Linked DNA regions of Homo sapiens: region 1 is linked to region 2. Evidence: read pairs that join two places in POLR2A ChIA-PET (ENCODE). Cell type or tissue: PC-9. All regions are shown on one strand.

What was found. Peaks named below come from ENCODE experiments on the same cell type or tissue, not always from the same donor. Only the 100,000 strongest peaks of a DNase experiment are listed, where the experiment ranks them.
Region 1: POLR2A ChIA-PET joins it to region 2 with 10 read pairs; 2 of 35 experiments call an interaction of 5 or more read pairs at or near these places.

Annotation. Positions count from the first base shown.
Region 1 is chr10:95,215,230-95,223,229 of GRCh38, reverse strand. It overlaps ACSM6 (acyl-CoA synthetase medium chain family member 6), which reads right to left. Exons shown (of 11, transcript NM_207321.3): 9 at 3,259-3,339. The region is part of intron 3 of LOC107984257 (a long non-coding RNA gene); the gene reads left to right. Among named protein-coding and RNA genes, the nearest start is that of ACSM6, 25 kb to the right of the region's middle. In PC-9, no CTCF peak of the experiment used is centred here; a DNase peak (open chromatin) is centred at 1,939; H3K27ac peaks cover 3,151 bases.
Region 2 is chr10:95,135,379-95,143,378 of GRCh38, reverse strand. It overlaps LOC107984257 (a long non-coding RNA gene), which reads left to right. Exons shown (of 10, transcript XR_007062253.1): 7 at 1-8,000. Among named protein-coding and RNA genes, the nearest start is that of ACSM6, 55 kb to the left of the region's middle. In PC-9, no CTCF peak of the experiment used is centred here; no DNase peak of the experiment used is centred here.

The DNA of each region.
Region 1 (8,000 bases), 80 kb before region 2:
ACCGCAAAGCCATTTGGGCCTGTTTTTCTTTGTGGGAAGTGTGTGTGTGTGTGTGTGTGTGTGTGTGTGTCTGTATGTGTGCGTGTTTTGGATAGGGAGTGTAAGGAATGAAGTTATACTTCATTTGACAAATTAAAAAATATCTCTTTCATCTTCCCCCTTTGTGTGGGTCCTCTTCTCCTTTCTCACCTGAATTAAAAAAATAAACCCTCTAATGAGGTATAGTTGACATGCAAAAAGCTATACATATTTAATGTATACAACTTGATGAGTTTGAAGATAAGTAAACACCCATGGAACTGTCACCACAATCTATGCCATAAACCTATTCATCACCTTCAAAAGTTTCCTCCCACCCTCTTATTATTATTATTATTTTGGTAATAAGAACACTTAATATATCTCCTTAGCAAGATTTTAAGTATGTAATACAGTGTTGTTAACTGTTGGCATTATGCTGTACAGTAGATCTCTAGTAGTTACTGTCTGTGTAGCTGAAATTTTGTACCCCTTGGTGGATACCTTCCTGTTTTCTCCTCTCCACCAGCTCCTGGCAACCACCAATTCACTTTCCAGATCTATGAGTTAGACTTTTTTTTTTTTTTTTTGAGACAGATCTTGCTGTGTCACCCAGGCTGGAGTGCAGTGGTGTGATCTCTGCTCACTACAACCTGCACCTCCCGCGTTCAAGTGATTCTCCTGCCTCAGCCTCCTGAGTAGCTGGGATTACAGTCATATGCCACCATGCCTGGCTAATTTTTTTATTTTTAGTAGAGATGGGGTTTTGCCATGTTGGCCAGGCTGGTCTCGAACTCCTGGCCTCAAGTGATCTGCCCACCTTGGCCTCCCAAAGTGCTGGGATTACGGGTGTAAGCCACCTTGCCCAGCCAAGATTGTTTTCTTAATTTCCTTTTTGATAATTTATTGTAGTGTATAGAAACACAACTGATTTTTGTGTATTGATCTTGTATCCTGAAACTTTGTTAAATTTGTTTATCCTAATTTTTTTGGTTAATCTTTAGACTTTTCTTTATACCATATGTAGAAATATAATTTTCTGCACATCTATAAGATCATGTAATCTGCAAACAGAGATAATCTTACTTCTTCCTTTCTGATTTGAATACTTCTTTTTTCCTTTTATTTTCTACTTACTCTGGCTAGGAATTATAATACTATGTTGGATAGAAGTGGTGAGAATGTGTATCATTTCCTTGTTCCAGATATGAGAGAAAAGCTTTCAGTTTTTGACCATTGAGTATGATGTTAGTTAGCTATGTGCTTTTTATATATGGCCTTTATTGTGTTGAGGTAAGTTCCTTCTCTACCCAATTTCTTGAGAATTTTTATCATCAAAAGGTGTTGAATCTTGTGGAATGCTTTTGCTGTGTCTTTTGAGATTATCATGTCATCTTTGTCCCTCATTCTGGTAGAATGCATCTGTGAAGGCATTTGGTGCTGGGCTTTTCTTTGTTGGAAGGTTTTTGATTACTAATTTAATCTCTTTGTTAGTTATTGGTATGTTCTGACTTTTTAATTCTTTATGATTCAGTCTTGGTAGGTTGTATGTTTTTAGGACTTTATCCATTTTTTCTAAGTGGTCTATTTTGTTGACATATAATTTTTTTCCTTTCTTTTTTTTTGAGATGGAGTTTTGCTCTTGTCACCCAGGCTGGAGTGCAGTGGCATGATCTTGGCTCCCTGCAACCCCCGCCTGCTGAGTTCAAGGGATTCTCCTGCCTCAGCCTGCTGAGTAGCTGAGATTACAGGCATCTGCCATCACACCCGGCTAATTTTTGTATTTTTGTAAAGACGGGGTTTCACCATGTTGGCCAGGATGGTCTTGAACTCTTGACCTCAAGTGATCCACTGGCCTCGGCCTCCGAAAGTGCTGGGATTTCAGGCATGCACCACCACACCTGGCTTTGTTGACATATAATTATTCATAGGGATTCTATAGGGATTCTTCACATTTCTATGGCATGAGTTGGAGTTTCTCCTCTTTCACTTCTGATTTTATTTCTTTGTGTATTTTTCTCATTTGTTTTTCTTAGTTCTAAGGTTTGTTGATTTTGTAGGAAGATTTTTTTTCTAAGAAAATCCTAAGGAACATTTTATTTTTCAATTTCATTTATTTCATTTTTGTTTATACTTTAGTATGCAAGGAACATTTTAATTTTTTCTTATTTTTTGAGAGGAAAATTACATGCTCATTTTATTCATGTCTCTAAATGCAAAGGCCCAAACAAATAAAAATTAAGAAATTAAATCCAAGAAAATAAAAAGAAAGAAATGCAACGAAAATTTAACATTTGAAAATATTTTTAATTAACTCTATTAATAGAGAAAAACTATTTTACCTTTTTAATAGGATCAGAAAACACATTTAATATAATGTAGTACCTATTCATGATTACTGGAAAAAACAAACATATAAACCTCAATGTATTAGGTTAACTTCCACATCCTGTTAAATAATATGTAGTGAAACTGGATAGGCAAACAAAAAACAAAAAATAGAACTCTACAGTAAACATTATCTTTAACAAAATTGGGTCAATTTCAGAATGATACAATAGTTAAAGTAAATACTAATATTTGTTTCATTCAGGTTGAGAACTTACTATTTCCTTTTGACCAATGTTAAAAAAAGGCGAGATAGGCGTGAAAGCAAAGGACTATCTTAAAATGAATAATGGTAATTTCATAAGTGCTGCTAATTTGAGTCTGCTTTTATGTAATAAAATCCTAGACACAGCATTTGCCCTACCATCTTAGTATTGCTTCCTATGCCCATACTGTGAATTCAGCTACATCATTTGGGAATCACATTACAGTATTTATAATAATCGACACCCGAGCAGCTGACTAGTGGCTTAGACTTCCCACTTTAGTATATTTTTAGTTCAAGTACAGAATGCTTATTATGGTGCATTCAAAATAGTTGTCTTTATTTTGCACATATCTTTTTAATAGCAATTTTTTTTATTCGATTTCTCCATATTTGAAACTTGAACTACATTAAAGGGATATTCTGCAAAATTGTCAGCATCTCCTTCCCTCATTCCTGTGTCTGGGCTTTGTATTCCAAAAGGATATTGAGGTGGAAATAAAAGCAATAATGTGAGATTATCCTTGGGGTGAATTTAGAGAATGGTGGACTTTCCTCATTGCCTACCTTTATGTCAGAAATTTAGATAAACAACTGTAAGAGCTCACTTAATAATATCTGTCATAATCATTACTATGATCTCCTACCTGGACAATATAAGGTGGCAATGGCTTCCCCAGAGAGCTTGGCTTCAATTTTATTGTTTTGGAAGTGGCACAGAGTAGACCCTGTTCAAAGAAATGCAGACAAGTTTTTCTTTAAAAAAGCAATAAATTAATGGATCTAGTTATTGATCATAACCAGACATTATGTGCCTCCTAACAGAACAACATTACACAGTCTAACAAGTAATCTTGATTAAAAAAAAATCAAGCAGGAGTGTGACTAAATTAACCTCTAGGTCAATTTACAGGAAATGCAGGGGAACAGAAGAACATGTAAACCATACTGCAATTAGCAAAATCCAGGCTGTGAAATATTCAAAAGAACCAACAACTCAGTTTTTTAAAATAACAAATTCAAGGAAAAAAGAAGGTAATGAGGAAATTCATAGATTAAAAGATACACAAAAGTCTTACCAACTAGCCACAATGTGTGTGCTTAATTGGAACAAATGGTAGCAAGAAAACATGCATGACTTAGATGATGGATGAAAATGTCAGTGGTAGATATTTGTTAATAAAAGGCAATTACTGTTAACTTTCAGGTATAATTGGAGAATATGTTTGTTTTTTAGTGCCTTTTTTTTAAATATACTAAAGCTATTTATGAGAAAATATTGTTTTTGGGATTGTAGAGGAGTAATGATAAAACAGGATTAGGTAATAATTGATGAAATGGGCAGTGGATGCATGGGAATTCAAATACAGTTTTGTCTATTTTTGTCTTTTGAGATTTTCAATAATAAATGTCTCAAAAATAAGTAATTGTTGGCTGCTGAGAAATACTTCAGCATACATGCAGGGCACCCCAAAGAGGGCACAGAGGTCTACCTTGGAGGACATGAGAACTGGATCTTGGATGAGTCAACCATGGGTGTAATGGGATGGAGAAAATTTTATTTATTAGAATTTTACCCCTAAAGTGCTGGGACTATAGGCATGAGCCACTGTTCCCAGCCTAGAACAGGAATTATTTCTGTCTTCTACATAGTTATTTTTCCAGTACCTATTGCTGTGTCTTACACGGAAAGAGACTTAATATTTTCTTGTGTTTACATGCTAACAAATTGGGAGCCCCCAGATTCTGAATGTTTTTGAGGATGGCCATAGTAATCTCTCTCTAGTGTACCGCAGTAACTAGTTTTATGGTTCCTTTAAGAACTCCTCCTTCCCTTCATCTAATCTGGTGGGACTATTAATCATGGTTCTGTAGATCCACTTTTTGGCATGAACAAATGTCTCAGGTTAGGCCCCTTAAGTTATAGTCCAAGGGAAAAGCATATGACAGAAGCATGGACAATCAGAGTCTGTTCCAAGAATTTTCCAAAGTAGAGGTAGAAGTAGGGCTATTTTGATCTTGTCTGAAGGAGTGGTGACTCCAGAGTTGCTGGTGTTAATCTTGTCTGCTTTGTGGAAGAAACTCATCAGAGAACAACTCAGAGAAAAAAGCAGATGGAGCAATTGAGAGGGAGAGAAAGAGAGAGCTGATGTTTTAAGAGTTTTTTTAGTCCTGGTGTTTTGGCCTCTCCAGTCTTGATTCCGTAAGCCTTGAAGCTATTCCCAGCAAAATGGACTTATAATTTCCACTTTTGCTCAGGCTTGTTTGAAATATGTTTCCATCACTTGCATCCCAAATAATGCTCACAAAACACAAGACTCCTTAGCTATTGCCAGTACATTACAATTAAATGGAAGATGTACATTTTCTCCCATGCAGGTTGTGTGACTAACTAAAAATGCCAAGTTTATTAGGTGTTGCTGGAGTCATATCAACTTAGTGTATCAACCTTGCCTTATTTCAGATGTTCTGAGTGTCAGTTATATTTGTATTTCATAAAAAGAAAGATAAAGCCAAAATCATTACTGCCTAAGATGTGCTGTTTTCTTGCTAGACAGAATCATTCACAACCTGAGATCAGTGGGGAAATACAATGCAATGAGTCCTGGGTGCTGAAAATGTCAACTCTTTGGATGTAATTAAATGGATCTGTGAGTGTAGTATAGACAGAATCTGAGACAGAATTTGATCATTTCTCAAGTTCCCTCTTTTACAGTTTTGAATTGTAACTTGCGTACCAAGCGTGAGCTTGACTATGAGGTCTCAAAGTTTTGAACCTTGTGTTCTGAATTTTCTTTAGCTTTCTAAGTGAGGATGTTTCCTGAGCCATATGGAACTACATAGCTCCACCAGGGTCCTCAAACTATAGACCTCTCCCCAGAGCCTAGGCTATCAATTTGGCTGTTTTGTCTTCTCCCACACAGTCTGAGGTTTTCTTAGTCACCAAAGAATTTTTTTTGGACGTATGACAGAACTAAGTCCTATAAAAAGGCTTTGGTGTTACCAAGATTATGGAATTCCCTTCTTAGTATAATTAATAAAAACAGTAGTAATATATAAAACAAATGTAAGAAATCCCCCTGCCCCCCACCACAAATTCTTATTTCTCCCATGCTATTTGAATGTTTTAAAAACATTGGGTATTCAATTCTCTCAAAAATATTTTGTGTTTTTGCTTCTCAGGAAGCCTATTTTATGGACCATCTGGCAGTGAATGCAGTTAATCCAGGCAACACTTCCCTATTTTCTTTTTCTTTTTCTTTTTTTTTTTTGAGATGGAGTCTCACTCTGTCCCCAGGCTGGAGTGCAGTGGTGCGATCTTGGCTCACTGCAACCTCCGCCTCCCAGATTCAGGTGATTCTCCTGCCTCAGCCTCCCGAGTAGCTGGGACTGCAGGTGCGTGCCACCACACCCGGCTAATTTTTTGTATTTTTAGTAAATACAGGGTTTCACATGTTGGCCAGGATGGTCTCAATCTCTTGACCTTGTGATTTGCCTGCCTTGGCCTCCCAAAGTGCTGGGATTACAGGCGTGAGCCACTGCTCCTGGCCCACTTCTCTATTTTCTTTTGTTCCTATCTACCTGGAAAACACTGAAACCAATTCATGTAAAAATTTGGCCACCAGCCTAAGGTACCAGCTCTACATTCTTATCTGTGGTGTTTCCATCATATAAGCTTTCCTGCTTATTTTCATCCTCATGTTGCAGGAACAGGACTGTTTGTTCCCTGACTCTTTCCTTCCAGAAACTTTTCACATGGTGTCTAGATAGAACATCAATTGAGTGGTTAAGGAACTATTCTACATCCACATCTATATCCTCTTTACTGGATGTTCTCTTCATCAGTTACCTTTCCAGAGACCTGGCTCTTCCATGGGAAGAGGTTTCTACTTATTTTTTTCAAGTGGGGGATGTTGATCCTTTTATATTCCTTGGGTTTGGCATCTTTTGAGCTCCCAATACCACCTTCTGACCATTACTTCTCTGACGCTATGTGCAATTCCCTTGTCTTTTTGAGATTCATGCCATTTACATTTACCACCCTATACCACTCTTTGTTGTCTATAATTTACCAACCTCTCAGTCATTCCTTATCCATTAAGGCCTTCAGCATGAGGTTCATTATCTTTCCTTTGATTCCAGGTCCCGCTGTCATCCCTAGTGCCTCCTGCAGCCATATGAATGATCAGTTCTACCCCCAGTCTCTTCCTTCCTTGATCCTGATCTCCAGGGAGTGTGATGTGTCTCCTCAAAATTTATGTGCTAATTCCCTACTGCTCACTGTGATGGTATTTGGAGATGAGGCCTTTGGGAGGTCATTGGGTTTAGATGAGGTCATGAGGGTGGCACTCTCATGATGGGATTAGTGCCCTTATAAGAAGAGATGCTGGGCACAGTGAATTGTGTCTGTCATCTTGGATATGCTGGGTTGCTGAGGTGGGAAGGTCCCTGAGGCCAGGAGTTTGAAACCAGTCTGGGCAACATAGCAAGTCTGTGTCTGTGCTAAAAAATAAAATAAAATAAATAGCAAGCATGGTGGTGCACACCTGTAGTCCCAACTGTTTGAGAGGCTGAGGTTGGAGAATCTCTTGATCCCAGGAGTTTGAGGCTGCAGGGAGCTATGGTCACACCACTGCACTCTAGTTTGGGGCAATAAAGCAAGACCCTGCCTCTCTTTAAAAACAAACAAACAAACTGAAAGACACTAAAGAGCTTGGAAAGAGCTTGGTCTCTCTCTCTCTCCCTGTCTGTGAGAACACCATGAGAAGTTGGTAGTCTGCAACCTAGAAGAGGACTCTTCCTAAAACCCGGCCTTTCTGGCACTCTGATCTTGGACTTCCAGCCTCTAGAACTGTGAGAAAAATAACTTTGGTTGTTTAAGCCACTCAATCTATGATATTTTGTTACAGCAGCCTGAGCAGACTAAGACAATTATCTTCAGTCCTTCCAGCTCCATTGACATCTCCAGTGCCTTGTCTTCTCACCACTGATCTGCCTTTTCTTGAATTCCCTTCCTTCTCTGATCAGCTTAGTTTCTTAGTCTTTCATCTTAATGCCAATATCCCTATATCCCTTGCCTGCTGCCCTTTTATTGCACCTTCTTGGCAAAATGTTAATCCTGTTCCAATCTAACTGTCCACTTTTACCATGCTTTTCATCTGTGTTTTAGAGTGATATTGGAGAAAATGACACAACTAAATAGTTAGTGACTTTGAAGATTAATGCTCTCCAACCTCAAATGTGCTCTTATCATAACCCATTTCTCCTTTATTTTCATAATCTACTCTTTCTTCCATTTTCAGCAGTGATAATTTTAAACATCCTCCACTCAGACTTGTACCCCATCATTTTTTCATTCTTATCACATGATATTGCCTTATACTCCACA
Region 2 (8,000 bases):
GCATAAGGGAAGCCATTCATGGGGCATGTATTGGTGAAAAGCTGTGCCCTCAAATACTTCACTCCTTGCAATTCCTTTTTATAGGCATCACCTCCAGAATCTACTTGAAGTGGATGACACTGACTTCCATGAACTGTTTTCCTGTGAGTAATTTCTCCATTTTAGACAGAGTTATCCATGGGAAGGTGAGTCTGATCAAGCTGCTTGACCATGATCAGAACAATTTGCTTCCCCATTGCATCATCAAACTTTAATTTAAAAAGCCCCACTTTCTGTCCGTCCCCATAGCTCCTCCCTCACCCACCAAAATGAGTCACTTGGGGCAGTGGTGGGCAGATGATTTCAGATATCCTGATCTCAATTCCCTGATGTCAGTACGTCTGCACATTCTTTGTTTTTTTTTTTTCAACTTTTAAGTTCTGGAGTACACATACAGGATATGCAGGTTTGTTACATAAGTAAACATGTGCCATCGTGGTTTGCTGCAAAGATCATAGCATTACCTAGGTATTAAGCCCAGCATCCATTAGTTATTCCTCTTGAAGCTCTCCCTCCCCCAGCTCCCTGCTCCAAGAGGCCCCAGTGTGTGTTGCTTCCCTCTAGGTGTCCATGTGTTCTCATCATCAAGCTCCCACTAATAAGTGAGAACATGTGGTATTTTGTTTTCTGTTCCTGCATTAGTTTGCTGAGGGTGATGGCTTCCAACTCCATCCATGTCCCTGCAGAGGAGATGATCTCATTCCTTTTTATGGCTGTATAGTATTCCATGGTGTGTATGTACCACATTTTCTTTATCCAGTTTATCATTGATGGGCATTTAGGTTGATTCCATATCTTCGCTATTGCGAGTAGTGCTGCAATAAACATATGCATGCATATATCTTTATAATAGAATGATATATATTCCTTTGGATATATACCTACTAATGGGATTGCTGGGTCAAATGGTATTTCTGCCTCTGGATTTTTGAAAAATCACAACACTGTCTTTCACAGTGCAAACCACCGTGAAACTAATTTACACTCCCACCAACAGTGTAAAAGTTTTCATTTTTCTCCACAATCTTGCCAGCATCTGTTGATTTTTGACTTTTTAATAATAGCCATTCTGACTGGCATGACATGGTATGTCATGTATATCATTGTCATTTTGATTTGCATTTCTCTAATAATACACTTATTATTTAGGAGCTTTTTTTCATATATTTTTTGGCCGCATGTGTATATTTTAAGAAGTGTCTGTTCATGTCCTTCGCCACTTTTTAACAGTGTTATTTGTGTTTGTCTTTTAAATTTGTTTAAGTTACATGTAGCTTCTGGATATTAGACCTTTGTCCAATAGATAGATTGCAAAAATTGTCTCCCCTTCTGTAGGTTGTCTGTTCACTCTGATGATGGTTCCGTTTGCTGTGTGGAAGCTCTTAAGTTGGATTAAATTCCAGTCGTCAATTTCTGCTTTTGTTATAATTGCTTTTGGAGATTTCATCATGAAATCTTTGCCCATACCTATGTCTTCAACGGTATTGCCTAGATTTTCTTCTAGGGTTTTTATTTTAAATTTATACTTTAAGTTCTGGGGTACATGTGCAGAATATACAGGTTTGTTACATAGGTATAAATGTGCCATGGTGGTTTGCTGCACCTATCAACCCATCATCTATATTAGGTATTTCTCCTAATGCTCTCCCTCCTCTAGCCCCCGCTGTGTGTGATATGCCCCTCCCTGTGTCTATGTGTTTTCATTTTTCAACTCCCACTTATGAGTGAGAACATGTGGTGTTTGGTTTTCTGTTCCTGTGTTAGTTTGCTGAGAGTGATGGTTTCCAGCTTCATCATGTCCCTGCAAAGGACATGAACTCATCCTTTTTTATGGCTGCATAGTATTCCATGGCATATATGTGCCACATTTTCTTTATCCATTCTATCATTGATGGGCATTTGGGTTGGTTCCAAGTCTTTGCGATTGTGAATGGTGCCACAATAAAAATATATGTGTGTGTGTGTGTGTGTGTGTGTGTGTGTCTTTATCGGAGAATGATTTATAATCCTTTGGGTGTATACCCAGTAATGAGATTACTGGGTCAAATGGTATTTCTATGACCAGTGATGATGAGCTTTTTTTCATATGTTTGTTGGCTGTATAAATGTCCTCTTTTGAGAAGTGTCTGTTCTGATGGGGTTGTTCGTTGCTTGTAAATTTGCTTAAGTTCCTTGTAGATTCTGGATATTAGCCCTTTGTCAGATGGATAGATTGAAAAAATTTTCTCCCATTCTGTTTGTTGCCTGTTCACTCTGATGATAGTTTCTTTTGCTACATAGAAGCTCTTTAGTTTAATTAGACTCCATTTGTCAATTTTGGCTTTTGTTGCCATTGCTTTTGGTGTTTTCTCATGAAGTCCTTGCCCATGCCTATGTCCTGAATGGTATTGCCTAGATTTTCTTCTGTGGTTTTTAGGGTTTTAGGTCTTAAGTCCTTAATCCATCTTGAGTTAATTTTTGTATAAGGTATATGGAAGGAGTCCACTTTCAGTTTTCTGCATATGGCTAGCCAGATTTCCCAACACCATTTATTAAATAGGGTATGCTTTCCCCATTGCTTGTTTTTGTCAGGTTTGTCAAAGATCAGATGGTTGTAGATGTGTGGTGTTATTTCTGAGGCCTCTGTTCTGTTTCATTGGTCTATATATCTGTTTTGGTACCAGTACCATGCTGTTTTGGTTACTGTAGACTTGTAGTATAGTTTGAAGTCAGGTAGAGTGATGCCTCCAGCTTTGCTCATTTTGCTTAGGATTGTCTTGACTATGCAGGCCAAGACATACATTTCATATGGAATTTAAAGTAGTTTTTCCCAATTCTGTGAAGAAGGTCAATGATAGCTTGATGGGAATGGAATGGAATCAATAAATTACTTTGGGCAGTTTGGCCATTTTCACGATATTGATTCTTCCTATCCATGAGCATGGAATGTTTTTCCATTTGCTTGTGTCTTCTCTTATTTCCTTGAGCAGCTCTTAGCAGTCGTCCTTGAAGAGGTCCTTCACATCTCTTGTAAGTTGTATTCCTAGGTTTTTAATTCTCTTTGTAGCAATTGTGAATGGGAGTTCACTCATGATTTGGCTCTCTGTTTGTCTGTTATTGGCATGTAGGAATGCTTGTGATTTTTGCACATTGATTTTTTATCCTGAGAATTTGCTGAAGTTGCTTATCAGCTGAGGACACTTTGGGCTGATACGATGGGGTTTTCTAAATATACAATCATGTCATCTGCAAACAGAGACGATTTGACTTCCTCTCTTCCTATTTGAATACCCTTTATTTCTTTCTCCTGCCTGATTGCCCTGGCCAGAACTTCCAAAACTATGTTGAATAGGAGTGGTGAGAGAGGGCATCCTTGTCTTGTGCTGGTTTTCAAAGGGAATGCTTCCAGTTTTTGCCCATTTGATATGATATTGACTGTGGGTTTGTCATAAGTAGCTCTTATTATTTTGAGATACGTTCCATCAGTACTTAGTTTATTGAGAGTTTTTAGCATGAAGAGGTGTTGAATCTTGTCAAAGGACTTTTTTACATCTATCGAAATAATCATGTGGTTTTTGTCACTGGTTCTGTTTATGTGATGGATTACATTTATTGAATTGTGTATGTTGAACCAGCCTTGCATCCCTGGTATGAAGCCGACTTGATCATGGTAGATAAGCTTTTTGATGTGCTGCTGGATTCGGTTTGCCAGTATTTTATTGAGGATTTTCGCATTGATGTTCATCCAGGATTTTGTCCTGAAAACTTTTTTTCTTGTTTCTCTGACAGGTTTTGATATCAGGATAATGCTGGCTTCATAAAATGAGTTAGGGAGGTTTCCCTCTTTTTCTACTGTTTGGAATAGTTTCAGAAGGAATGGTATCAGCTCCTCTTTGTACTTCTGGTAGAATTCGGCTGTGAATCAGTCTGTTCCTGGACTTTTTTTGGTTGAAAGGTTATTAATTACTGCCTCAATTTCACAACCTATTATTTGTCTATTCAGGGATTTGACTTCTTCCTGGTTTAGACTGGGAGGGTGTATGTGTCCAGGAATTTATCCATTTCTTCTAGATTTTCTAGTTTATTCATGTAGAGGTGTTTATAGTATTCTCTGATGGTAGTTTGTATTTCTGTGGGATCAGTGGTGATATCCCCTTTATCATTTTTTATTGTGTCTATTTGATTCTTCTCTCTCTTCTTCTTTATTACTCTGGCTAGCGGTCTATCTATTTTGTTGATCTCAAAAAAACAGGTTCTAGATTCATTTATTTTTGGAGGGTTTTTTGTGCCTCTATCTCCTTCAGTTCTGCTCTGATCTTAGTTATTGTCTTCTGCTAACTTTTGAATTTCTTTGCTGTTGCTTCTATAGTTCTGTTAATTGTGATGTTAGGGTGTCAATTTTATATCTTTCCTGCTTTCTTTTGTGGGCATTTACTGCTATAAATTTCCCTCTACACACTGCTTGAAATGTGTCCCAGAGATTCTGGTACATTGTGTCTTTGTTCTGATTGGTTTGAAAGAATGTCTTTATTTCTGCCTTAATTTCATTATTTACCCAGTAGTCATGCAGGTTGTTCAGTTTCCATGTAGTTGTGCAATTTTGAGTGAGTTTCTTAATTCAGAGTTCTAATTTGATTTCACTGTGGTCTGAGAGAATGTTTGTTATGATTTCCATTCTTTTGCATTTGCTGAGGAGTGTTTTACTTCCCATTATGTGGTTGATTTTAGAATAAGTGCAATGAGGTGCTAAGAAGAATGTATATTCTGTTGATTTGGGGTGGAGAGTTCCATAGATGTCTATTAGGTCTACTTGGTCCAGAGCTAAGTTCAAGTCCTGAATATCCTTGTTAATTTTCTGTCTTGTTGATCTGTCTAATATTGACAGTATGGTGTTAAAATCTCCCACTATTATTGTGTGGGAGTCTGTGTTTCTTTGTAGGTCTCTAAGAACTTGCTTTATGAATCTGGGTGCTCCTGTATTGGGTGCTTATATATTTAGGATTGTTAGCTCTTCTTGTTGAATTGATCCCTTTACCATTATATAATGGCCTTCTTTGTCTCTTTTGATCTTTGTTGGTTTAAAGTCTGTTTTATCAGAGACTAGGATTGCAACCCCTGCTTTTTTTTGCTTTCCATTTGCTTGGTAAATATTCCCCGATCCCTTTATTTTTAGCCTATGTGTGTCTTTTTCACATGAGATGGTTCTCTGAATACAGCACACAGATGTGTCTTGACTCTTTATCCAATTTGCCAGCCTGGTGGTGATGACAAAATCTCTCAGCATTTGTTTGTCTGTAAAGGCTTTTATTTCTCCTTCACTTATGAAGCTTAGTTTGGCTGGATATGAAATTCTGGGTTGAAAATTCTTTTCTTTAAGAATGTTGAATATTGGCCCCCCTCTCCTCTGGCTTGTAGGGTTTCTGCAGAGAGATCCACTGTAAGTCTGCTGGGCTTCCCTTTGTGGATAAACCAGACTTTCTCTCTGGCTGTCCTTAATATTTTTTCTTTCATTTCAACCTTGGTGAATCTGACAATTATGTGTCTTGGGGTTGCTCTTCTCAAGGAGTATCTTTGTGGTGTTCTCTGTATTTCCTGAATTTGAATGTTGGGCTTTCCTGCTAGGTTGGGGGAATTCTCCTGGATAATATCCTGAAGAGTGCTTTCCAACTTGGTTTCATCACTCCATCACTTTCAGGTACAGCAATGAAATGTAGATTTGGTGTTTTCACATAGTCTCATATTTCTTGGAGGCTTTCTTCATTCCTTTTTATTTTTTTCCTCTAACCTTGTCTTGTCACTTTATTTTATTAAGTTGATATTCAATCTCTGATATCCTTTCTTCCACTTGATTGGTTTGGGTATTGATACTTGCGTATGCTTCACGAAGTTCTTGTGCTGTGTTTTTCAGCCCCATCAGGTCATTTATGTTCTTCTCTAAATTGGTTATTCTAGTTAGCAATTTGTCTAACCTTTTCTCAAGGTTCTTAGCTTCCTTGCATCGGGTTAGAACATGCTCCTTTAGCTGAGAGGAGTTTGTTATTACCCATCTTCTGAAGTCTGTCAATTCATCAAACTCATTCTCCATCCAGTTTTGTCCCCTTGCTGGTGAGGAGTTGTGATCCTTTGGAAGAGAAGAGGCATTCTGGTTTTTGGAATTTTCAGGCTTTTTGCACTGGGTTCTCCCCATCTTTGTGGATTTATCTACCTTTGGTCTTTGATGTTAGTGATCTTCCGATGGGGTCTCTGACTGAACGTGCTATTCCTTTTTGCTTGTTAGTATTCCTTCTAACAGGCCCTTCTGCTGCAGGTCTGCTGGTGTTTGCTGGAGGTCCACTCCAGACCCTGTTTTCCTGGGTATCACCGGCAGCGGCTGCAGAACAGCAAAGATTGCTGCCTGTTCTTTCCTCTGGAAGCTTTGTCCGAGAGGGGCACCTGCCAGATGCCAGCCAGAGCTCTCCTATATGAGGTGTATGTTAGGCCCTACTGGGAGGTGTCTTCCTGTCAGGATACACGGGGGTGAGCGACCCACTTGAGGAGGCAGTCTGACCCTTAGCAGAGCTTGAACACTGTGCCAGGACATCTGCTGCTGTCTTCAGAGCCATCAGGCAGGGACATTTAACTCTGCTGAAGTTGTGCCCACAGCCACCCCTTCCCCCCAGGTACTCTGTCAGCCCCTGACTTCGACTGCTGCCTTATTTTCAGAGATGCCCTGCCCAGAGAGAAGGAATCTAGAGAGGCAGTCTGGCCACAGTGGACTTGCTGAGCTGTGGTGGGCTCCGCCCATTTCTAACTTCCCAGTGGCTTTCTTTACACTGTGAGGGTAAAACTGCCTACCCATGCTTCACCAATGGCAGACATCCCTCCCCTCACCAAACTTGAGCTTCCCAGGTCAACCTCAGACTGCTGTGCCTACAGCGAGAATTTCATGCCAGTGGATCTTAGCTTGCTAGGCTCCATTCAAGTGGGACCCACCAAGCTATACCACTTGGCTCCCTGGCTTCAGTCCCCTTTCCAGGGGAGTGAATGGTTCTGTCTCAGTGGCATTCCAGGTGCCACCGTGTTATGAAAAAAAACTGCGGCTAGCTCAGTGTCTGCCCAAACGGCTGCCCACTTTTGTGCTTGAAATCCAGGGTCCTGGTGGTGTAGGCACTGGAGGGAATCTCCTGGCCTGGGGGTTGTGAAGACCATGGGGAAAACAGTATCTGGGTCGGAGTGCATCATTCCTCATGGCGCAGTCCCTCATGGCTCCCTTTGGGTAGGGGTGAGAATTCCCCGACGTTTTGCACTTCAAGGGTGAGGCGATGTCCCACCCTGCTTCTGCTCTCCCTCCATGGGCTGCACCCACTGTCCAACCAGTCCCATTGAGATGAACCAGGTGCCTCAGTTGGAAATGCAGAAATCACCACCTTCTGTGTCAGTCTCGCTGGGAGCTGCAGACTGGAGCTCTTCCTATTCAGCCATCTTGCCAGAAGTCCTCCATTTTTTTACATTGGTAGAGTATAACCCTCATTGACAAAATCAACCTTCTGTCAGAATAACACCTCATTCTCTGAGGCAAATGTACTTGTAACAGGCATAATAGAGCATCTGGCATGTTAGAAGTGTTGTAGATCTTGATGTGAATGGTGTTTATGAAAGTTTATACACGTGTAAATATTCATTAATGTTTATACTTAATATGATTGCTCTTAACTGCATTTATTTTATATTTCAACAGAGCAAAAGAAAACATGAAAGAACTAGATATGCAAAAAAATAAAATGACATACCAAGTATAGTGGTGCATGCCTGTAGCCCTAGCTTCTTGGGAAGCTGAGATGGGAGCATTGCTTCTGCTTAGGCATTTGAGTTATGCCTGGGTAACATAGGGAGACCCCATGTCTAAATAGAAATAAAAACAAGACACATAGAGAAGTTTGAGAATAAAATATAGACAACAGAATAAAACCCCACATTAACATAAATCTTGGAATTCTCTGAAA